Regions from separate parts of the Homo sapiens genome. Here regions 1 and 2 are each linked to region 3. Evidence: read pairs that join two places in POLR2A ChIA-PET (ENCODE). Cell type or tissue: GM12878. All regions are shown on one strand.

Region 1 (5,000 bases), 95 kb before region 3:
AGGGTTTCACCATGTTGGCCAGGCTGGTCTTGAACTCCTTGACCTCCAGTAATCCACCCGCCTCGGCCTCCCAAAGTGCTGGGATTATAGGCATAAGCCACTGCACCCGGCCTAAATGAATGGATTTTCTGCTCCTGTTCAGGGGCTTGGGTAAAGCTGTCATGAGGATAAAAGGATCAGAGAGATGAAGGGGTTATAGAAGTGGGAGTAGTGCCAGGCACGGTGGCTCAAGCCTGTAATCCCAGCCCTTTGTGAGGCTGAAGCAGTCAGATCACTTGAGGCCAGGAGTTCAAAACTAACCTGACCAACATGGTGAAACCCCATCTCTACAAAAATACAAAAATTAGCCAGGTGAGGTGGCAGGCGCCTGTAATCCCAGCTACTCAGAAGGCTGAAGCAGGAGAATTGCTTGAACCTGGGAGGCGGAGGTTGCAGTGAGCTGAGATCGTGCCATTGCACTCCAGCCTGCACAACAGAGAGAGACTCTGTTTCAAAAGACAAGAAAAGACAAGACAAGGCTGGGCGCGGTGGCTCACACCTGTAATCCCAGCACTTTGTGAGGCCGAGGCGGGCGGATCATAAGGTCAGGAGATGGAGACCATCCTGGCTAGCACGGTGAAACCCCGTCTCTACTAAAAATACAAAAAATTTGCCGGGCTTGGTTGCAGGTGCCTGTAGTCCCAGCTACTCAGGAGGCTGAGGCACGAGAATTGCTTGAACCTGGGAGGCGGAGGTTGCAGGGAGGCGGAGGTTGCAGTGAGCCGAGATGGTGCCATTGCACTCCAGCCTGCACAACAGAGCGAGACTCTGTTTCAAAAGAAAAGAGAAGAAAAGAAAAGACGGTAGTTACAGGTCATAGGGAGTGGGATTCTGGGCGTGGGCTATGCCATATTTCACAGGGGTGTCAGCGGGGTTGGGAGCTCCGGGAATTGCCCTCAAGTCACAGGTTCCTGCTTTGTGGGTCCTGAGGCTTCCCTCTGCCAAGGAAAATTCGGGATTTCTTTCTGCTAATGTCTGGGATCATTGGCCACTGCCCAGGCTGCCTCAGTTTCCCCTGGGAGACCAAAAACACAAGGGTGGGGGAAGCCACAGAGCACGGGGTTTGCAGCACCTTTCTCAGGCAGGTCAGGGGCCTCTTGTGACTGGATGAGGCTATTTTGCCTACCCTGAATTCACACTAGGAGAAAATCGTGCCTTTCCCGGAGTATTTACCCACCAAAGAGGAGTAGGGCTGTGAACAGCGTCCGGAGTGAGGTGTCCAGGTATGAATTATGTCTCTGGCCACATGACACTAGACAAATTTAGAGATTCCCCCTAAGCCTCAGTTTTCTCATCTGTGACATGAGAGAAATAATACTAGGTTGGTGCAAAAATAATTGCGTTTTTTGCCATTACCTTTTTGTTTTAAAGACAGAGTTTCGCTCTGTTGCCAGGCTGGAGTGCAGTGGCATGATCTTGGCTCACTGCAACCTCCACCTCCCGGGTTCGAGCGATTCTCCTGCCTCAGCCTCCCGAGTAGCTGGGATTACAAGTGCGCGCCACCACACCCAGCTAATTTTGTATTTTTAGTAGAGATGGGGTTTCACCGTGTTGGTCAGGCTGATCTTGAACTCCTGACCTTGTGATCCACCTGCCTCAGCCTCCCAAAATGCTGGGATTACAGGTGTGAGCCACTGTGCCCAGCTTTGCCTTTACTTTTAATTGCAAAAACCGCAATAACTTTTGCACCAATGCAATATTTGCTTCTGGAGAGGATAGTGTAGGTTAAATGAGATGTTGGTGGATAACCCTTAGCAGAGGGGCTGGCATGATCCATTGTGGACCCTATAAATAGCCTAGAAAATTAGAAGAGAAGCTGGACGCAATGGCTGATGCCTATAATCCAAGCAATTTGGGAGGCCGAGACGGGAGGATCACTTGAGGCCAGGAGTTTGAGACCAGCCCGGGCAACATAGTGAGACCCCATCTCTAAAAATAATCTTTAAAAATTAGCCAAGATGGCCGGGCACGGTGGCTGACGTCTGTAATCCCAGCACTTTGGGAGGCCAAGGCAGGTGGATCACCTGAGGTCAGGAGTTCAAGACCAGCCTGGCCAACATGGTGAAACCCTGTCTCTACAAAAATACAGAAAAAAAATTAGCCGGGCATGATGGCAAGTGCCTGTAATCCCAGCTACTCGGGAGGCTGAGGCAGAAGAATAGCTTGAATCTGGGAGGCAGAGGTTGCAGTGAGCCATGATCCCACCATTGCACTCCAGCCTGGGCGACAGAGAGAGACTCTGTCTCAAAAAAAAAAAAAAAAAATTAGCCAGCCATGGTGGCATGCACCTATAGTCCCAGCTACTTGGGAGGCTGAGGTGGGAGGATCGCTTCAGCCCAGGAGTTCAAAGCTGCATTGAGCTATGACTGGGCCACTGCACTCCAGCCTGGGCAACAGAGTGAGACCCTGTCTTAATAATAAAAATACAGAAAGAAAAAGAAATGACAGTGTGTGGAGGAGCTCATAGAGGAGAGAAACAATGAAGGGCTTCCTAGTTTGGGGGGTCTTCGGAAGATGGGGCCCCATGGGAGGGGACTGGTCTTTGAGTTGTTGAGGTAATTTAATTCATTGTTCTTTCGTGAGCTAATTGTATGTGGAAATTTATGTAAATCTTTGGTAATCATCCTTTGAGGAATCTGCTGCTATCAAGAAAGAAAAAGTCAGTGTCAACCAGCAAAAAAATGGAAAAAATCAAATAGTGATTGCTGTTTTTTTTTTTTTTTTGAGACGGAGTCTTGCTCTTTCGCCCAGGCTGGAGTGCAGTGGCACTATCTCAGCTTACTGCAAGTTCTGCCTCCTGGGTTCATGCCATTCTCCTGCCTCAGCCTCCCAAGTAGCTGGGACTACAGGCACCCGCCACCATGCCCAGCTAATTTTTTGTATTTTTAGTAGAGACGGGGTTTCACCGTGTTAGTCAGGATGATGGTCTCGATCTCCTGACCTCGTGATCCGTCTGCCTCAGCCTCCCAAAGTGCTGGGATTACAGGCGTGAGCCACCACGCCCGGCCTTTTTTTTTGAGAGTGTCTCACTCTGTCACCCAGGCTGCAGTGCAGTGGCATGATCTCAGCTCACTGCAACTGCCACATCCTGGGTTCAAGTGATTCTCCTGCCTCAGCCTCCTGAGTAGCTGGGAGTACAGGCATGCGCCACCATGTCTGGCTAATTTTTGTATTTTTTTTTTTTTGTAGAGATGGGGATTCACCATGTTGACCAGGCTGGTCTTGAACTCCTGACCTCAAGCCATCTGCCCACCTCAGCCTCCCAAAATGCTGGGATTACAGGCATGAGCCACCGCGTCTGGCCTATTTGAATTTTTTTAATCCATACTGCAATGCTAGTGGAGAAGGAGAATGAGTTTTATGGTGTGGTTTCAAGAGCCCTGCAGAAAAAGTAAGTATCTTGAAGCAGGTTGTTATTATTATTATTATTATTATTATTATTATTATTATTATTATTTTCTGGAGACAGTCTCGCTGTGTTGCCCATGCTGGAGTGCAGTGGTGCGATCTCAGGTCACTGCAACCTCCGCCTCCTGGGTTCAAGCAATTCTCCTGTCTCAGGCTCCCAAGTAGCTGGGATTACAGGCCCAAGCCTCCACGCCCGGCTAATTTTTGTATTTTTGGTAGAGACAGGGTTTCATCATGTTGGCCAGGCTGGTCTTGAACTCCTGATCTCAAGTGATCCACCCACCTCAGCCTCCCAAAGTGGTGAGATTAAAGGTATGAGCCACTGCACACAGCCTATGTTGTTTGTTTGTTTGTTCGCTTGTTTATTTCTGAGACAGAGTCTCACTCTGTCGCCCAGGCTAGAGTGCAGTGGCACCATTGCAGCTCACTCCAGCCTCGACTTCCTGGGCCCAAGTGATCTTCCCACCTCAGCCTTCCAAGTAGCTGAGACTACAGGCATGGGCACAAAATGTTGAATAAAATAACACAGCCTTCGTTACCAGGAATCCTCAGTAAAGCAAAGCTCATCTACTACTATTTAGTTTTCGGTTTATTTGTGGACTCTTCGGTTCTTGCAGTGATGTATGTACTCATGATGAATTCTTCTTGGACACTGAACCATATCCTCTCACTGTGGAAAGCTGGGAATTACGCTAGTATTGTTCATCCACCACGTGGTATGCGGGCATTTCTGAACATTCCCTGACTTCAGAAAAAGATGACCCCAGGACATTTGGTGGTTTCTGTTGGCCAGTTCAGACCTGAAATTAATCTTCCTTTGCAGATCAGAGCTTTTGAGAAATAGTTAAACAAGATGATTGAGGCCAGGCGCGGTGGCTCATGCCCGTAATCCCAGCACTTTCGGAGGCTGAGGCAGGTGGGTTACCTGAAGCCAGGAGTTCAAGACCAGCCTGGCCGACATGGTGAAACCATGTTACTACTAAAAATACAAAAAACATTAACCAGGCATGGTGGCATGTGCCTGTAATCCCAGCTTCTTGGGAGGCTGAGGCATGAGAATTGCTTGAACCCAGGAGGCGGGGTTGCAGCGAGCTGAGATCGTGCCACTGCACTCCAGCCTGGGTGATAGAGCAAGACTCTATCTCAAAAACAAGATGGTGATTGAGTCACCTCCTTTATTGAAACCTGTTCTCATTAGAGATTGTTGTACCAAAGATGATGAGACTTCAGATGAACCAACTAAGAAAGCTGTCTGAGGATTTAGGAATTTTAAAAGGTGTGGAATTTCAAAGAAATATTCCATTTTGATGAAGTAAAGGTTAAAGAAGTGCTTGTCTGAAGAGACAGTTGATCTGCATACCACGCAGAACAAGTATTTTGGGATGGGTGTTGTGAAAGTTTTGGCCAACACAATTTTTTTTTTTTTTTTTGAGACAGAATCTTGCTCTGCCATCCAGGCTGGAGTGCAATAGCATGATCTCGGCTCACTGCAAGCTCCACCTCCCAGGTTCAAGCGATTCTCCTGCCTCAGCCTCCTGGGTAGCTGGGACTAC
Region 2 (5,000 bases), 75 kb before region 3:
CTTCCTTCCACCCCTCTGTCCTGTTTAGACCTTACCCACGCTGCACTGGGTGACTTCACTTCTCCTACCTGCCCCCTCTCCTACAGCCCCTCCGATAGAAAACAACCAGGAATGGCCAGGCATGGTGGCTCTTGCCTATAATCTCAGCACTTTGGGAAGCCCAGGTAGGAGGATCACTTAAAAATTAGATGAGGTGGCATGCCCCTGTAATCACAGCTACTCAGGAGGCTGAGGCAGGAGGATCACTTGAGCCTGGGAGCTGGAGGCTGCAGTGAGCTACAATGGTAACACTGCACTCCAGACTGGACAAAGACAAATACACCCTGTCTCAAGAAAAAGAAAGAAGAGAGAGAGAGAAAGAAGAAGAGGAAGAGGAAGAGGAAGAAGAAGAAGAGGAAGAGGAAGAAGAAGAAGAAGAGGAAGAGGAAGAAGAAGAGGAAGAGGAAGCAGAAGGAGGAGGAGGAGAAGGAGGGGAGGGAGGGAAGGAAGGAAGGAAGGGAGGGAGGGAGGAAGGAAGGACCCACACAGTGGCTCACACCTGTAATCCCAGCACTTTGGGAGGCCAAGGTGGGAGGACCACCTGAGGTCAGGAGTTTGAGACCAGCCTGGCCAACATAGTGAAACCCCATCTCTAGTAACAATACAAAAATTAGCCTGGCATGGTTGTGCATGCCTTCAGTCCCAGCTACTTGGGAGGCTGAGGCAGGAGAATTGCTCGAACCCAGAAGGTGGAGTTTGCCCTGAGCCACGATCGTGCCACAGCACTCCAGCCTGGGCAACACAGCGAGACTGAGTCTCAAATAAAAAACAAAAAAAGAGAAAAGAAAATAAAGCAACCAGGGGAATTCCTGGGGCACACAACTAAGACTATGTTCCTTCCTGCTCTAAACTCTCCCATGGCTCCCTATTACCCCCAAGATTAGATCAAAGTCTTTATTGAGACTCCCAAGGACTTTCTCTACTTCAGCTCTGGTTGTCTTGCAGCCTGATCTCTACCTGCTCTTGCTGCTTCTCACATCATTAACCTTGGGCCCTGAAGGTGCAGCTTCCAACTTCTGGGCCTTTGCACCTGCAGTCAGCTTTGCATAATTGCCTGACTGCCCCTGGCACATTCTTGTTCTTTGAGATTCAGCTTGAATGCCTCTGCTCTGGGAAGCATCCCTCTCCTTCAGACCCTCCCTCCCACCCCTACCCGGATCTAGGGGCCCAGGAGGCTTTGGGCTGGGAAGATTAAGAAGACGATGATGAATAAGTTGGTTCTAGCAGTTCCTTCCTTCCTTCCTTTTTCCTTCGTTCTTTCTTTCTTTCTTTTTCTTCTTTCTTTCTTTCATTTTTCTTTTCCATTAAGCATTTAACCCCCTTGTACACAATTCACTCTTTTTAAAGAAAAAAACTGAGGCCGGGCACAGTGGCTCATGCCTGTACTCCCAGCACTTTGGGAGGCCGAGGTGGGTGAATCACAAGGTGAGGAGTTCAAGACCAGCCTGGCCAACATAGTGAAACCCCATCTCTACTAATAATACAAAAATTAGCCGGGCGTGGTGGCTTGTGCCTGTAGTCCCAGCTACTCGTGAGCCTGAGGCAGGAGAATCGCTTGAACCTGTGAGGCGGAGGTTGCAGCAAGCTGAGATCACGCCACTGTACACTAGCCTGGGCGACAGTGTGAGACCCAGTCTCAAAAAAAAAAAAAAGAAAGAAAAGAAAAAATTGAAATGTAAGGCTGTGTAAGATTTGTTTTGAAACTACACAGTGTCTTTTTTTTTTTTTGTACAGTTAATGCACTACTGAATGTGTCTTTAGATAGCCCTGTCCTGGTGGTATTTTCAACAGCCACTAACCTTGCCTGGTATAATATGGGGGTTGTAAATTGCAATGGAAATTTAAAGCAGGTTCTTGTTGGTGCACAGCACAAATTGGTTATATATGGGGATAGTAGGTTTTTTGGGTTTTTCGTTTTTTTTTTTTTTTTTTTAAGACTGAGTCTCGCTCTGTTGCCCAGGCTGGAGTGCAGTGGCATGATCTCAGCTCACTGCAGTCTCTGCCTCCCAGGTTCAAGCGATTCTCCTGCCTCAGCATCCTGAGTAGCTGGGATTACAGGCACCCGCCACCAAGCCCAGCTAATTTTTGTATTTTTGGTAGAGATGGGGTTTTCTCATGTTGGCCAGGCTAGTCTCAAACTCCTGACCTCAGGTGATCCGCCCACCTTGGCCTCCCAAAGTGCTGGGATTACAGGCACGAGCCTCCGTGCCTGGCCTAGGTTTCTTTTCTTTCTTTTTTCTTTTTTTTTTTTTTGTAGTCAGTGCACACATATCACACATACACTGGGGTTTTACAAAATAAGAGACAAAGCTCTGAGTCAAATGCAAAAGTTTAGATGCTCACTCCATGGTCCTTTCCTCCAGGGAAGTCCCCACTCCCTGAGCCACCCCAGGGGACTCCTGGGCTGGAAAGAACTGAGAAACCCCAGGCCTCTTGCTCCTCCAGAGTTGCAGGGGGACAAGGCAGAAACCCCAAAGGTCCCGAGACCCTGAGCTTGGACACTGCCCCTCTTTTCCTGCAGCCTCTTCCTGTGTCCCCAGCCCTGCACTCCCATCCCCTCCCCCAACTCTGCTGGCCCAGCCCTGGCCTCCCTCCCGCACTCATTTCCGGAGGATGCCCCAGCCTGTTGCAGACATGGGGGAAGTCCAGCCTAGTTGGGGATGTCACAAGGGGGTGGGGTTAGGGCTATTTCTTTTATTTTTTATTTTTTTATTTTTTTATTTTTTTTGAGATGGAGTCTCGCTCTGTCACCCAGGCTGGAGTGCAGTGGCACCATCTCGGCTCACTGCAACCTCTGCTTCCCGGGTTCAAGCAATTATCCTGCCTTAACCTCCCGAGTAGCTGGGATTACAGGCACACGCCGCCACGCCCGGCTAATTTTTTGTATTTTAGTAGAGATAGGGTTTCACCGTGTTGCCCAGGCTGGTATCGAACTCCTGAACTCAGGCAATCTGCCCACCTCAGCCTCCCAAAGTGCTAAGATTACAGGCATGAGCCACCGTGCCCAGTCAGGGCTGTCTTATGTCTAGTTCATACTCTAAATGTTCAGACTTGACATGCCCCAGCCTATCTCCAGCCACCCTCCTCCACCGCCCAGCCCGGCAGCCCACATCCTCACTGACACGGATATCAGGCAGGCTTCCTTCAAGACCGCTGTTTTTGCCCGTTCTCAACTAGAGCCCATAGCCTTGCTCAGACACACAGGCTTGGAAGGCCACTAACTCACTGCCAGACCTTGGGCAAGTCGCTCCACCTCCCTGATCCTGCCCTTCTGCATCTAAAAAGTGAAGTATTAAAGGAAAATGCATCTGTCTGCACGAAAGCAGAAACACAGCTCCTAGGTTCTGGTTCCAGCGGCTCACAGGCTGTGTGACTTTGGGCCAGTGTCCTAACCTCTCTGGGCTTCGGTTTCCTCACCTGTCAAAGAGGAATTAAGAGGACCCACCTCACAAGGCTGTTGCAGGATCAGATGAGTTCATTTCAAATAGTGTCTGCAGCCTGAGCAACTTAGTGGGACCCCATCTCTAACAAAATTTAAAATGTGGCATGAACCTGTAGTCCCAGCTACTTGGGAGGCTGAAGATGGCTTGAGCCTGAGAGCTGGAGGTTGCAGTGAGCTATGATTATGCCACTGTACTCCAGCCTGGGCAACAGAGTGAGACCCTGTCTTTTTTTTTTTTTTTTTTTTTTTTGTGACAGAGTCTCACTCTATCGCCCAGGCTGGAGTACAGTGGCATGAGAGATGAAACACACCCCAACCAGGTGTCTGCCTTGCAGCTGGGACTAGCTTCTCCCCATACTTCCTCCTGTCTTTACCCAAGGGGCCTTCAACTACCGTGCACCTCCCTTCTGAGCAGACACCAAGGACATCCTGTCTCCAGCCCAGACACACACTCTGAGCTTCCTCTATGTGCACCTCCCACAGCCCCCTGGAGATCTGCACCTTCTAACATCCAATGCCACATCTTCCCTCCAGATCTGCTTTCACCCTGTGCTCCCTGCCCAGAGATGGGCACCGAGCCAGGCCCGCCTGCCCAGCATAGTCCAGGCCTGGGGGGTAGACCTTCCCATCCTCTGCCTCCCCCTCCTCCCTTCCCTGGGTCCCCCAGACTCCAGACACCCTCATCTCGGAACCGGACTCTGTTTTGCTCCGTTCTCTCCACTCACCTCCCACCCTGCAGCCCTGGTCACTCTATTTTTTTTTTTTTTGAGACGGATTCTCGCTCTGTCACCCAGGCTGGAGTGCAGTGGCGCGATCTTGGCTCACTGCAAGCTCCGCCTCCCGGGTTCACACCATTCTCCTGCCTTAGCCTCCGGAGTAGCTGGGACTACAGGTGCCCACCACCACGCCTGGCTAATTTTTTGTATTTTTCCTAGAGACGGGGTGTCACCGTGTTAGCTAGGATGGTCTCGATCTCCTGACCTCGTGATCCACCCGCCTCAGCCTCCCAAAGTGCTGGGATTATAGGCATGAGCCACCACGCCTGGCTTAATTTTTATTTTTATTTTTTTGAGATGGAGTTTTGCTCTTGTTGCCCAGGCTGGACTGCAGTGGTGCGATCTCGGCTCACTGCAGTCTCCACCTCCCAGGTTCAACCAATTCTCTTGCCTCAGCCTCCCGAGTAGCTGGGATTACAGGAACCCTCCACCATGCCTGGCTAATTTTTGTATTTTTAGTAGAGAGGAGGTTTCACCATGTTGGCCAGGCTAGTCTCGAACTCCTGACCTCAAGTGATCTGCCTGCCTCGGCCTCCCAAAGTGTTGGGATTACAGGCATGAGCCACTGCACCTGGCCTTGTTGTTTTTTTGAGACAGGGTCACCCATGCTGGAATGCAGTGGTACCATCATAGCCCACTGCATCCTAGAACTGTGCTCAATCGATCCTCCCACTTCAGCCTCCCAAGTAGCTGGGGCCGAAAGCACGTGCCGCCAGGTCTGGTTTTGTTTGTTTGTTTTTGTA
Region 3 (5,000 bases):
CCAATAACAAATTGTAGTCCATCCATACAATGGACTACTACTCAGCCATGAAAAGGAATACAGCACTCACATATGCTGCATGTGAATGAACCCTGGAAGCATTATGCTCAGTGTAAGAACCCAGACATAAAAGGTCACACATTTTATGATTCCACCTATATGAAATATCCAGAAGAGGTAAACCTATAAAAATAAAATGTATATTTATAGCTGCCGGGGGCTTCAGGGTGAAGGCATAGGAAGAAACTGTTTAATGGGTACGGAGTTTTATCTTGCAGCGGTGGAAATGTTTTGGAACTAAAGTCGTGGTTCTACAACATTGCAAATGCACTCGATGCCACTGAACTGTTCACTTTAAGATGGTTCGTTATGTAAATTTCATCTTAATAAATGCATGAAGAAAGGGATTTGTATGTATCAACTACAGTGTCTCATGAAGCAAAGATTATAATTATTCCATTTACCTGGTGTTTCCCTATCCAATAATTCCCATTTCCTCCAAAAAAACAAATAATAGGAACCTCATGGGTTGAAAGAGAGCCCATAATGAAGATTAGAAAATACACTCCTATAGATGAATAGCAAAGGCCGGGCACAGTGGCTCACGCCTGTAATCCCAGCACTTTGGGAAGTCAAGGTGGGCGGATCACGAGGTCAGGAGATCGAGACCATCCTGGCCAACATGGTGAAACCCCGTCTCTACTAAAAATACAAAAATTAGCTGGGTGTGGTGGCACATGCCTGTAATCCCAGCTACTCGGGAGGCTGAGACATGCCAGCACTCCAGCCTGGCAACAGAGTGAGATTTTGTCTCCAAAAAAAAAAAAAAAAAAAAAAAGATGAATAGCAAAAATATAAAAATATTACATGTCAATGTTTGTGGAGTGTAGCTTAAGCAATCCTTTGGAGGAAGTTTGCAGCCTAACAGGCTTATATTAGAAACGAAAAAAAAAAAAAAGCAGCCTGGCGTGGTGGCTCACACCTGTAATCCCAGCACTCTGGGAGGCCAAGGGGGGTGGATCATGAGGTCAGGAGTTTGAGATCAGTCTGACCAACATGGTGAAACCCCGTCTCTACTAAAGATACAAAAAAAAAAAAAAAAATTAGCCAGCAGTGGTGGCACGTGCCTGTAATCCCAGCTACTCAGGAGGCTGAGGCAGGAGAATCGCTTGAACCCAGGAGGCAGAAGTTTCAATGAGCCAAGATTGTGCCATTGTACTCCAGCCTGGGCAACAGGGTGAGACTCAAAAAAAAAAAAAAAAAAAAAAAAAAAAGAAAAAGCTCAAAAATAATTAGCTAAGCATTTAAGAAGATTTTAAAGAACAGTAAAATAAGCTCAATAAAAGAAAAAACAGGATAAGTGTTAAAATTAGGATCATCAAACCTAAAAGTTAGTTATTTGAATGACTAACAGACGAACATCTGGCAAGATTAATAAAGAAAAATAAAAGAAGTCACAGAAAAAAATATAGAGACAGGCCAGGTGCGGTGGCTCATACCTGTAATCCCAGCACTTCTGGAGACCAAGGGAGAGGATCACTTGAGCCCAGGAGTTCAAGATCAGCCTGGCAACATGGCAAGACCCCCATCTCTGCACAAAATTTAAAAATCAGGCATGGTGGTATGTGCCTGTAGTCCCAGCTACTCAGGAGCTCAAGGCAGGAGGACCACTTGAACCAGGAGTTCAAGGCTGCAGTGAGCCGTGATCTTGCCACTGCACTCCAACCTGAGGAATAGTGGAAGGCCCCAACACTAAAAAACAAAAATAAAGCATCATACATGTCAAATGTTATATTTAATGTCATATTTAATTGTTGGGTACATAACCCTTAAGGTAAGAAATAAGACAATAGCTGCTATCGCCACCCTTATTCAAAATTATTCTGGGAGTTCTAGTTAACAATAAATCAAAAAAGGCCGGGCGCGGTGGCTCACGCCTGTTAATCCCAGCACTTTGGGAGGCCGAGGCAGGCAGATCACCTGAGGTCGGGAGTTCGAGACCAGCCTGACCAACATGGAGACACCCCATCTCTACTAAAAATACAAAAAAATTAGCCGGGTGTGGTGGCGCATGCCTGTAATCCCAGCTACTTGGGAGGCTGAGGCAGGAGAATCACTTGAACCTGGGTGGCGGAGGTTGCAGTGAGGCGAGGTCACGCCATTGCATTCCAGCCCAGGCAACAAGAGTGAAATTCCGCCAATTAAAAAAAAAAAAACCGTAAAACAAAAAAAGATATCAGTAGGAGAAATAAAGAGAATAAAACTGCCCATTATTAGTCTATGACATATCTATATCAAAAACCCAGGATGTAGAAGGCAGCACAAGATAACAGAATAGAAGGCTCCACCAACCATCCCTCCAACAAGGACACCAATTTAACAGCTACACACAAAAAAGCACTTTCCCAAGAACCAAAAATCCCAGCCGGGAGCAGTGGCTCATGCCTGTAGTTCCAGCTACTCAGGAGGCTGAGGCAGGAGAATCACTTGAACCCGGGAGGCAGAGGTTGCAGTGAGCCGAGATCGCGCCACTGCACTCCAGCCTGGGCGACAGAGCAAGACTCTGTCTCCGAAAAAAAAAAAAAAAAAAAAAAAAAAAAAAAAAAAAAAAAAAAAAAAAAAAAAGAAGAACCAAAAATCAGGTGAGCACTCACAGTACCCGGTTTTAACTTTATATCACTGAAAGACACACTGAAGAAACACACTGAAAGTCCTGAATCTCTGACACCACCTCTCCGCCACCCCTGGCAGCATGGTGTGGAGAGTGCCTTTGTGTGTTGGGGAGAGGGAGGGGGCAGCAATTGTGAGGCATGGAACCCAGCGCTGTCCTTTTAGAGCAGAAAGAAAAACCCGACCACACTCAGCTGATGCCCACCCATAGAGGGTGTGGGCGGCAAGCCACCCAGGTGCCGAGGCAAGAGACTGAGGGCACAAGTTGTTCCAGTAAAATAAAAAATATATATAAAATAAAAATAGTTACACCAGAAGACAAGAGTGCGAGCCCTCTGTTATGCCCGGACAGGGCCACTAGAGGGCTCCATGGTCTAGCGGTAATGCCGGCGCCTGGGAAGGCACCCGTTACTTAGCAGACCGGGAAAGGGAGTCTCCCTTTCCTTGGGGGAGTTAGAGAAGACTCTGCTCCACCACCTCTTGTGGAAGGCCTGACATCAGTCAAGCCCCCACCATCCCCACCTGCCAACAGCCATCCAGAGGCCTAACAGTCTAGCCTCTGTCATGCTGTGCTTCAGCGGTCACGCTCCTGTTTCACTTTCATGTTCCACCCTGTACACCTGGCTCTGCCTTCTAGAAAACAGTAGCAGAATTAAGTGAAAGTATTAAGCCGTTGACCTCTCCAAGAAATAATGACATAAGCTGTCCCCTCTCTCTGCCTCGGCTACCAAACAGGGAAGGGCCCCCTGTCCAGTAGACACATGACTCACGTGACCTTACCTATCACTGGAGATGGCTCAACACTCCTTACCCTGCCCCCTTGCCTTATATCCAAAAAATAACAGTGCAGCCAGGCATTCAGGGCCACTACCGGTCTCTGCGTCTTGGTGGTAGTGGTCCTCCAGGCCCCAGCTGTCTTTCCTTCTCTTTGCCTTGTGTCTTTATTTCTACGATCTCTCATCTCCACACACGAGGAGAAAAACCCACAGGCCCTGTAGGGCTGGTCCCTATAGAGGGGGCATTTAAACCAGCCCTAACAAGAGGGAAATTATGGATCCCAGTGGAATTTGAGTTCCTGCAAACTTTGCGACCCACCATGGGCTAAAGTGCTCTGGGTCTCTAAGTAAATTTGAAAGTCAGTCTAGGCTATCAGTGCAACTCCTAGGCAAGTCCTAGTGAGGTAGAAGATAAGATTTGACTTCAGAGGTGGGGCTCAGACACCAGACCATATTGAGGACTAGCTAAAACAGGTGAAGGAAAAGGGAGGGGGAAGCAGCTTTCGATGAGACATGCCTGCCAGTGTGCCGTGTCAATTTCACATTACCATGCTAACATCAAGGAATTACTGCCCCTTTCCAGGCAATGCCCCAATGATTAGTACCCCCTTCCCTAAAAGTTTCTACATAAACTGCCCCTTAATCTGCATGCGATTAAAAGTGGGTATATGCCAGGCACAGTGGCTCACGCCAGTAATCTCAGCACTTTGGGAGGCTAAGGCAGGTGGATCGCTTCAGCCCAGGAGTTCAAGACCAGCCTGGCCAACATGTCAAGACCCCATCTCTGCTAAAAATACAAAAACTGGCGGGGCAGGGTGGCTCATGCCTGTAATTCCAGCACTTTGGGAGGTTGAGGAGGACAGATCACAAGCTCAAGAGATCGAGACCACCCTGGCTAATGCAGTGAAACCCCGTGTATACTAAAAAATACAAAAAATTAGCCAGGCCTGATGGTGGGCACCTGTAGTCCCAGCTACTCAGGACGCTGAGGCAGGAGAATGGTGTGAACCCAGGAGGTGGAGCTTGCAGTGAGCCAAGATCGTGCCACTGCACTCCAGCCTGAGCGACAGAGTGAGACTCCATCTGAAAAAATTAGCCAGGCCTGCTGGTGCCCGCCTGTAGTCCCACCTACTTGGGAGGCTGAGGCAGAAAAATCACTGGAACCCAGGAGGCGGAGGTTGCAGTAAGCTGTGATCACGCCATTGCACTCCAGTCTGGGCAACATGAGCGAAACTCCGTCTCAAAACTAAAAGAAAAGATGAAGATGAAAAGAATACCTTTATGGAAAAATATAAAATGCAAAACTTGCACCAAGAGGTACCAAAAAACTTTACTAAATCCATAAATATTAATGAAATGGAAATAACTTGGGGGAGGGGGCAGACAATATGGTTCATGCCTGTGATCCCAACATTTTGGGAGGCTAAGGTAGACAGATCACTTGAACCCAGGTGTTTAAGACCCATCTGGTCAACATAGCGAAACCTGGTCTCTACAAAACAATTTAAAAATTAGGCCGGGCGCGGTGGCTCACACCTGTAATCCCACCACTTT

The links. ChIA-PET counts read pairs that join two places held together with the same protein. Peaks named below come from ENCODE experiments on the same cell type or tissue, not always from the same donor. Only the 100,000 strongest peaks of a DNase experiment are listed, where the experiment ranks them.
Region 1: POLR2A ChIA-PET joins it to region 3 with 7 read pairs; 7 of 35 experiments call an interaction of 5 or more read pairs at or near these places.
Region 2: POLR2A ChIA-PET joins it to region 3 with 5 read pairs; 9 of 35 experiments call an interaction of 5 or more read pairs at or near these places.

Annotation. Positions count from the first base shown.
Region 1 is chr19:8,170,717-8,175,716 of GRCh38, forward strand. It overlaps the pseudogene LOC100422633. Among named protein-coding and RNA genes, the nearest start is that of FBN3, 24 kb to the left of the region's middle. In GM12878, no CTCF peak of the experiment used is centred here; no DNase peak of the experiment used is centred here.
Region 2 is chr19:8,191,515-8,196,514 of GRCh38, forward strand. No RefSeq gene overlaps it. Among named protein-coding and RNA genes, the nearest start is that of CERS4, 15 kb to the right of the region's middle. RefSeq lists enhancers at 2,342-2,431, 2,722-2,841, 3,282-3,331, 3,706-4,559, 3,942-4,041 and 1 more. In GM12878, no CTCF peak of the experiment used is centred here; DNase peaks (open chromatin) are centred at 2,467, 3,179 and 3,887; H3K4me3 peaks cover 1,980 bases; H3K27ac peaks cover 4,153 bases.
Region 3 is chr19:8,266,049-8,271,048 of GRCh38, forward strand. No RefSeq gene overlaps it. Among named protein-coding and RNA genes, the nearest start is that of CD320, 40 kb to the right of the region's middle. RefSeq lists an enhancer at 2,928-3,257. In GM12878, a CTCF peak has its summit at 3,030 (motif pointing right); DNase peaks (open chromatin) are centred at 2,753 and 3,263; H3K4me3 peaks cover 1,468 bases; H3K27ac peaks cover 2,577 bases.